Regions from separate parts of the Homo sapiens genome. Here region 1 is linked to region 2. A link is a contact called in ENCODE Hi-C or POLR2A ChIA-PET data. All regions are on one chromosome and are shown on one strand. Each heading gives the region's core, a stretch centred on a gene start or an enhancer-like site at or near the end of the contact. The rest is flanking DNA. Distances are from core to core; before and after follow the strand shown.

Region 1 (3,876 bases), core at 1,340-3,839, 340 kb before region 2:
TTTCTGCTCACTGCCATTTTCCTGAAGCCTATAAAATGCCTGACATATAGTAGGCATTTGAGAAATACTGTTGACTAATTGGCGATCCAGTATCCTCCTACTTGAAAAAAATGCTTATAGTTTATTCTCAAAAAAAGGTGAAAGAGACTTAAAAAAATTCCACATTTTCAAGGAACTCCTTCACCTTTAAAATGGAAGGAAGAAAGGAAATAAGGAAGGGAAGGAGGGAGATAAATGGAAAATGAACAAGGGTTATGAAGAAGCAAGTCACAGAAGAAATTCAAATGACCAACAAATATATGAAAAGATGCTTATCCAGACTAATAGTCCGGGAAATTAAAGTTAAAAACAATATTTTATGCCCTTAGATTGGCAAAAATTTTAAATATTGCTAAAATTCACTTTTAGCATGGATTTAGGGAATAAGAGTGCTGGTATACACTATTGGTAGGAGTTCACAATAGTGCAATGTATATGGAAGATACTGGTATTAAGTTTAAAATTTTTAACTGTGCCTATATTTGCAGGATTATTTACTAGGGAAAAACTAGAAACAATCTTATATAATAGGGAAATGGTTAAATAAATTATGGTACATTCTTGCTATGGACTGCCATAGGTATTGACACTGATGAAAGTCTACATAAAATGTGTTTAAAAGGAAATTGTAGGACAACGTATATAACATAATATCAATTAAATAAAAATAGGGCTGGGAGAGGTGGCTCAATGTATATAATATAATCTCAACTAAGTAAAAATAGGCCCGGGCAAGGTGGCTAACACCTGTAATCCCAACACTTTGAGAGGCTGAGGTGGGAGGATCGCTTGAGCCCAGGAGTTTGAGACCCGCCTGGGCAACATGGCTAACCCTTGTCTCTACAGAAAAATTAAAAACACAGTGGGCGTGGTGGCTGACACCCAGCTACTCAGGAGGCTAAGGTGGGAGGATCACTTGAATCTGGGAGGTAGAGGCTGCAGTGAGGCAAGATCCTGCCACTGCACTCCAGCCTGGGTGACAAAGTGATACCCGGTCTCAAAAACAAATACATAAATAAAAATAAAAGTATATTTTCCAAAGGAAAAGGTTTCAGAAGATTCACACTATATTTAATAGTTGGTGTGAATCCTTTGAGACCTTTTCCCCTGAGGAAGTGAGAATGAGGGTTTAACTTTTCACAATGAACAGGCAGTGCTTTTTTAAAAACAACTTTATTGAAGTATGATTGGACATAAAATAAATCGCACATACTTAGTGTCCAACCTGGTAAGTTTTGATATTGTATACATCTGTGAAACCATCATCACAATCAAGATATTATCCATCATCCCCCTAAACTTCGTGTCTCTTTGTAATCCCTCTTTTCTGCCTCTTTCTGACCCCACTCCTATCCGCTAGCAACCGCCCATGTACTCTCTGTCACTATGTATTAGTTTGCATTTTCCAGAATGTTATGTAAATGGAATCATACGGTTCTGGCTTCTTTCACTTGGCAGAATTATTTTGAGATTCATCCATGCTGTTGCATTTATCAATAGTTTACTTTTTTATTGCTCAGTACTATTCCTTCGTATGGATCAATCACGACTGGTTTATCCATTCACTTGTTGATAGACATTTGGATTGTTTCCAGTTTATGGCTATTACAAATAGAGCTGCTATGAACATTTGTGTACAAGTCTTTGTAAGAACATATGCTTTTTTCCCTCTTGGGTAAATAGCTAGGAATGGAAGGCTGGCTTTGTTTAGCATTTTAAGAAATTGTCAAAATGTTTTCAAAGCTGCCGAACCATTTTATGATTCCACCAGAGACAGGAGTATGGGGCTGAGGTAACAAATGGTCCCCTTCACCATCCTCGGATGAGTTAATGACAGTAACCATCAGCTCACCGTATAGGCCTAATCAGGAACTGTCCGTGCTAAAATGTGTCTAGTTCTCTTTAGTCAGATTCCTTTGAGAGTGTGATTAAGCTCACGGTCAGTGTGGCGTGTAGGACGGGACACACATGGACAAATGCTAGGCAGGAATCGCCCACGCTGGAAAGGGCGATGGCCTGAAAAAAAACGACCGCAGTTGGGATGGAAAGGGGAGGGTTGAAGTTCAGACATATTGAAGTTAGAATGGTTGGGACTTGGTAAGAGGGGAGAGAGGACGATGCCTAGGGTTTAGTGACCAGGTGATGGTGGTGCAAGCAGAGGGGAGGAGTGGGTTGGCGGGAGGAAAAAGAGGTTATTTTTGGTTTGTCACCTGTGAGTTGCCTACTGGACACAAAGATGAAGCTGTCGGGAAAGTGATGCTAAGTGTACACGTCTGCGTGGAGATCCAGACTTCTGGTGCAACATCTAGGTTTAGGTGAAGTATTAGAAGCAGTTGTAGCCAACAAATTCGTATCTTTCAGAGCAATCATTTCTACACCTTACGAAAAGCACCGAATCCGTGGTCTCCCCCACACAGACATGACCAGAACATGTGCGATGACGTCAGCCTTTTTGACTAGTCTCCCACTCACTCGATTCTGCGCAGGCGTATGGCGCATGCGCAACATCCCCTAGTGCCGCCGCTCCCTACTCTGGGGGTTGGGACTACCTCCTTTTCCGCGGGCCCCGCCCAGGCGGCTGCCCGTGACCTGCCTGGGCGCGGGGAACTGAAAGCCGGAAGGGGCAAGACGGGTTCAGTTCGTCATGGGGCTGTTTGGAAAGACCCAGGAGAAGCCGCCCAAAGAACTGGTAAGGGCTACGGCGGCGGCAGATAAGCGGGTGGATCTGTGTGGGGCGTAGTGAAGTTGGTAAATGACAGGACACTCTTCTCCCCACCGCCTGCCCGATACCGCCCGGCCCCCATTTCCGGGGACTCCCACTCGACAGGGGGGCCGGAGGAAGAGTCTTTAGGAGTCGGCTGTGGGACGCGAGAGCTCCTGGTGCCATGGCTCTCGAACAGGTAGCCGAGGGTGGATGAAGAGTTTCTCCACCTCGCCACTGAGCGCGTAGGCAGCGACACCGTCCTGGCCTCGGAAACCTCTTCCCCCTGCGCGCGTTGGTACGACCCGCCCGGAACCTTTTCCCAGCGTAGGCCCCACCCCTCCAGCCCGGCTGCGGACCACCCGGAGAACCTTCTCCTGCCCGAAGCGTTGTTTGGAGCGGGCCGGGTCGCGTCTGCCGGAGGAGCCGTCTGTTCTCCGTCCTCCCTGTTGTGTTGAAAAAGAGGCTCAGTTTCCTCTTTCCCCAGCCCTTGTGTTGACCCTAGGCACATACCGTAGCGGGGCAGGGACTCGACCCAGAAGAATGTTACAGAAGATAGCTCTGGACCCGGCTTCGAACTCTCGTTACCTATTAATTGAGATAATATTGGGAGGCAAACAGTTGAAAATGCCCTGCAGTCAGTCAACCTAAGTTTGAATCCTGCCTTCCCACATCTCAGCTCTGTGATCTCTGGAAAGTTCACTTCTCAGTGCCTTCTCGACTGTGAAGCCAGAATAATAGTAGTGTCACCTCAGAGTAATTGAAGATTCAGGGATGTAAAGTTTTCATATTGGTAGTTAGGGCTAATTCTTTAAATACGGCACAGCTTTGCTACTCAAATGCCAACCAGCAGCATCAACATCACCTGGGAGCTTGTTAAATCTCGGACACCACTCCAGACCCACTGAGTCAGATTTTGAATTCTGACAAGCTCCCTAATGATTAGTGTGCACATCAGTGCTTTGAGAAGCACTGCTCTGCAACACCTAGGCTTGTCCATAATGGAAAAAAAAAATCCTGAAATCCTTTAATAAATGATCTTACCTGTTCAGCTCTAGCAGGCACATTTTAAAAACTAATCTTATGCATCTTGCAATTCCTGGCACATAATGTGCGTTAATGTAAATTTGTTGTTG
Region 2 (4,243 bases), core at 1,108-3,607:
CAGGCAGGGACTGACATGGCCCTCCCTGCAGAATGAGCTGGAAGGTGTGTAGTCAGATACCATATGCTGAATGCCTAGCACTGGACACCAGGAAGTGTACAAGAAATGTTGAAAGAATGATCCTGGCCTTCCATGGACTTGGAGTCACTCAGTGAGCATGTATTTAGTGAGCACCTACTCTATTGCCAAGGCCCAGATGTGCACCAAGACCAATGGCGTGTACAAGGCAGCAGCCAGTTAGGCCTTTGCAAATGCCCAGATGCGAAGCACTTTGGGGTTCAGAGGTAAGTCTGGGGAGGTTTCCTGGAGGACATTCTGAACTGGAAAGCAAAGAGAGGAGGAGGCTTTGGGCAGGGGTGCTTGGAGTTATTTTCCAGAGGGAACTTTGACTCTGTCTCCGGCCTTCCCTAGGGCTGCAGGGTGCAAGGACTGACTTTGTGTGCCAGGTGAGGGTATCTTCTGCACCTGAGCAGAAACTGAATCTGAGATGACTCTTTCCCCACTTTGGTGTCTCTACAGAGACCCACCTTCCTGGGATCCCTATATTGTACACACTGGGATCCCCACACCTCTCCAGGGCCTCCCTGTTTGCCCGGGGCTGGTTCCTGTCCAGTGGGGGATGTCACTGATGGTGCCCCTACCCCATTCCCACAGTGTGTACCTGCTGCTCCACCTGCAGGACCTGGAAAGGTGAGTAAGCAGCCAGCCTCTCCGCAGCGTGCTGGACTCTCACTCGGAAAGAGCTTCTAACCAGGAGTGGGCACCTGACCCTGGGGCTCCCTTTCAGCTGCATGGTCATAGGGAGGGGTCAGGAGGTTAACCCTTTATAACAGCAAACACAGTAGCTTACAGTTCCTGTGGGCTAGAAATCTGGGAGCAGCTTAACTGGGTGGTTCTAGCTCAGGGTCTCTCAAGAGGCTGCAGTCAAGATGTCAGCCTGGGCTGAGTTATCGGAGGGCTTGACGAAACTGGAGGGTCCACTTTCAAGATGGCACTCTTATGGCTGTTGGCTGGGCCTCTCCAAGGCTGCTTAAGAGTCCTTACAACGTGGCAGGTGGCCTGGCCTAGAGTGAGCCATTCAAGAGATAGAGGGCAGGCAGGAAGCCAGGGTACCTTTTCTGTCCTAGGTTTTGAAGTCACACTCATCACTTCTGCCTTATTCTATTTGTTGGAAGCAAGTCATTAAGCACAGCCCACATTCAAGGGGAGGAGAATTAATCTCCACCTCTTGAAGGGAGGAGTATCAAAGAATGTGTGGAGATATCTTAAAACCACCACAGGGTCACTGGGCGGGGTGGCTCATGCCTGTAATCCCAGAACTTTGGGAGGCAGAAGTGGGAGGATTTCTTGAGCCCAGGAGTTCGAGACCAACCTGGGCAATATAGCAAGAATTAATCTCTACAATTAAAAAAAAAAAAAAGCCAGGTGTGCTGGTGTGCACCTGTAGTCCCAACTACTTGAGAGGCTGAGGCAGGAGAATTGCTTGAGCCTGGGAAATCAAGGTTGCAGTGAGCCATGATCGTGCCATTGCACTCAAGCTGGGTGACAGAGCAAGACCCTGTCTCAAAAAAAAAAAAAAAAAAAGAAAAGAAAAAGCCACAACAGGGTCATACTTCCTTGTGCTCCAGGTAAGGACACAGGAACTTCAGAGGACTAAGGTCCTCTGAAATGATGAAGTCCTGAAGTTCCAGGGGTTTCTGGTCCTGGGGCAGCCAAGGGAGCCCTGTTCCTGCTTTGCCACTTACTTGCTGTGCAACTTTGCGTGAATCACCTAACCGCTGTGAGCTTCAGTTCCTCCTCTTAAAACGGAGATGAGATCCCTGCTTCCCGGCCTCACTGTGCTGTTGTGAAAGTGGCTGTGAAAGGGCCATAATAATCCTGGGAAGGATGATGAGGATGATGATGATGATGATGGTGGTGGTGGTGGTGGTGATGATGGTGGTGGTGGTGGTGGTGGTGGTGGTGGTGGTGGTGGTGATAGCCTGGAGCATCCAGGAGACCCCAGGGAGAGTGGAGGTCTCCCGGTTCTGGACAGAGACTCCTGTTGCTGCCCTCCCAGCGTGTGAGTGATGGCTTGTTGGAGCCACAGCCACCTGGTGGTTGCCATGACCTGCTTCTCCAGTTGCCTAACCTTAAGTAGACACATTAGGGACTAGTGAGGGTCCTGGACTAATCCAGTGCCCCTTTCACACTGCCTGGCTCCCCATAGAGAAGCTGCCTTAGGCTTGGAAGGCAAGAGGGGCCGTGCCTGGCCTGCAGCCTGCTGGCTGGTGTCAGGGGAGGAAGGAAGGCACGCAAGGTGCCTAATATAGCTTTTGCTCCAGCCCTGGTGCCGCGGAGGCATGACATGCCCCTCCCACATCGGCAGTGAGCAAGACAGGAAACTGCATTATGTGACGTGTCCTGTTTTCCCTGCATTGCTTTATTTTTAAGGCTCTCAGTGCTCAGCTTTTTAAGTCCTTTATAGAAGAGCTGGGGATTAGGACAGGCGCAGTGGCTCACACCTGTAATCCCAGCACTTTGGGAGACCGAGGCAGGCAGATCACTTGAGGTCGGGAGTTCGAGACCAGCCTGACGAACATGGAGAAACCCCATCTCTACTAAAAATATAAAATTAGCCGGGTGAGGTGGCACATGCCTGTAATCCCAGCTACTCGAGAGGCTGAGGCAGGACAATCGCTTGAATCCGGGAGGCAGAGGTTGCGGTGAGCCGATATCATGCCATTGCACTCCAGCCTGGGCAACAAGAGTGAAACTCCATCTAAAAAAACAAAAAAGCTGGGGATTCTGGAGGCCATAAGGCCAAACTGAACTGACAGAGGAGTCTGAGCAGGGCTGCAGATGGAGAGAAGCGTCCCAGCCCAGCTCTGACTAACCCTGTGTCCCTGTGGGGCCTCCTGGTCCAAGTTGGAAATGAAGGGGCTGCGTTCAGCTGTTTCCAGCACCGGGCACTAGACGCTGGCCTGGTGGACACACTAGTTCATGGGAAATGACCCTGTGGTGCCAGTGGCTCCAGGCAATTGCAGGGATTTCTGTCTATTCACACTGTAGTTTTGAGTCTGCAAATTCTGTGAGCCATTCCAAAAGCCTCTAATTCTGGGAGATTGGCACTTGGGGGTCGGGGAGAGTGGCTGCCCTGTCCTCCATTCTTCCCCTGACACTGCTCTGTGCTGCTCTCAGAAGCCCTTCCCTGCCATGACATCTGGTGGTTTCATGATCAGACACAGTGTTTCCAGTGCATTTCAATAGAGCTGTGGTTGATTGTAGGAACTGAATAGTTCTGGAAGGCTGCATGTGCATAAGAGTGTGTCCAGGATTCAGTGTCCAAGTTCTGGTTCCTTATCCCCGAGCAGGTTGGTTGCTGCTGGGATGGGGGTTGCTGGACAGCGGGAAGCAGGTGAGGCCTGGTGGTGGCCTCAAGACCTGGAAGCCGTTGTCCTAGCCCTTCCTTTCTTGGACCTCCGCCTCTCCAAGGGCCTCTTAATACCTGTGCCCTGGCTCTCAGGTCTGCATGCAAGGAACCCTTTGATGATTGGCCTACACCATTCCCTCTGAGGCCTTGGGAAAGCCCCTGCACTCTGCAGGCCTCAGTCTCCCCCTCCATGAGGTGTCCCTTGGTCCTCCCAGCTCTGACAGTCTCTACTGGATTGTGCAGTGGTGGCAGATGGTGTTGGGGGAGGTCTGTCTTGCACCTGGGGCTATAGGCTGACTCTTAAGCAGTAAGAGGATTTCACAGTTGTCGGGGACACTTTCCTCCTGGTCCCCTGAAATGTTGTCACAAGGGGTGCTCACTCAGGCCAAAGCCTGGGAAGATTCAAATTACCTCTGGGGCCATGCAGAGCCCCAGGATCCCTCAGCAGACAGGAACATTTTCTAGGAGTTGTAAATTCAGGTCTTAATTCATGATGGGGGTAGGGAAAGGAGGCATTTCGGAGGCTGCTAAGTGCCTTTTAGGGCAGTGACAGAGCTTAGAGGCCCCAGGGGCAGCAGCCTCTATTCTAAGCTGCACATCTCAGATGCCAGAACATTCTTTTCCCATCTTTGCTCTGTTCCTGCCCCATTTGTCAACTGATTCCCTATTGTTTTCTGCATGTCTTTGTCTCTCTTTTTCTGTGTGTCTATTATTATCTCTCTCTCTCTTTTTTTTTTTCTCTGCCTACCTCTATGTCATATAGAACTGAACTCTGGATTACTGCCTGTGTGGTTAGTCATAGAGGTGTCCCTCCCCCCCTTTTAAAATCAA

What was found. A loop is a pair of places that touch in the nucleus more often than their neighbours do. ChIA-PET counts read pairs that join two places held with the same protein, here RNA polymerase II (POLR2A). Pooled maps may share reads with other maps.
Region 1: a loop to region 2 is called in a map of heart left ventricle, with 4 times the contacts of the local background. The contact joins the promoter of CHMP3 here to the enhancer-like site in region 2. A Hi-C loop is called at or near these places in 2 of 168 maps with a recorded cell type or tissue (aorta and heart left ventricle) and 10 of 50 pooled maps. POLR2A ChIA-PET finds 5 or more read pairs at or near these places in 2 of 52 experiments (activated T-cell and naive thymus-derived CD4-positive, alpha-beta T cell).

What each region holds. Positions count from the first base shown.
Region 1 is chr2:86,562,156-86,566,031 of GRCh38, reverse strand. It overlaps CHMP3 (charged multivesicular body protein 3), which reads left to right and starts at 2,589. Exons shown (of 6, transcript NM_016079.4): 1 at 2,589-2,728. The coding sequence starts at 2,684. All of the region lies in intron 3 of RNF103-CHMP3 (RNF103-CHMP3 readthrough), which reads left to right. CHMP3-AS1 (CHMP3 and RNF103 antisense RNA 1) reads right to left here. Exons shown (of 6, transcript NR_183901.1): 1 at 3,785-3,876; 2 at 3,112-3,186; 3 at 2,633-2,764; 4 at 2,250-2,344; 5 at 1,892-2,055. RefSeq lists enhancers at 2,214-2,273, 2,432-2,726, 2,884-2,983, 2,994-3,163.
Region 2 is chr2:86,223,810-86,228,052 of GRCh38, reverse strand. It overlaps REEP1 (receptor accessory protein 1), which reads left to right. Exons shown (of 9, transcript NM_001371279.1): 7 at 655-690. Among named protein-coding and RNA genes, the nearest start is that of MRPL35, 26 kb to the right of the region's middle. Within about 2 kb of position 2,357, at least 17 of the 41 ENCODE cell types and tissues checked have a DNase peak (open chromatin) inside an H3K27ac peak, as active enhancers do; they include heart left ventricle, where a contact is called at or near this core.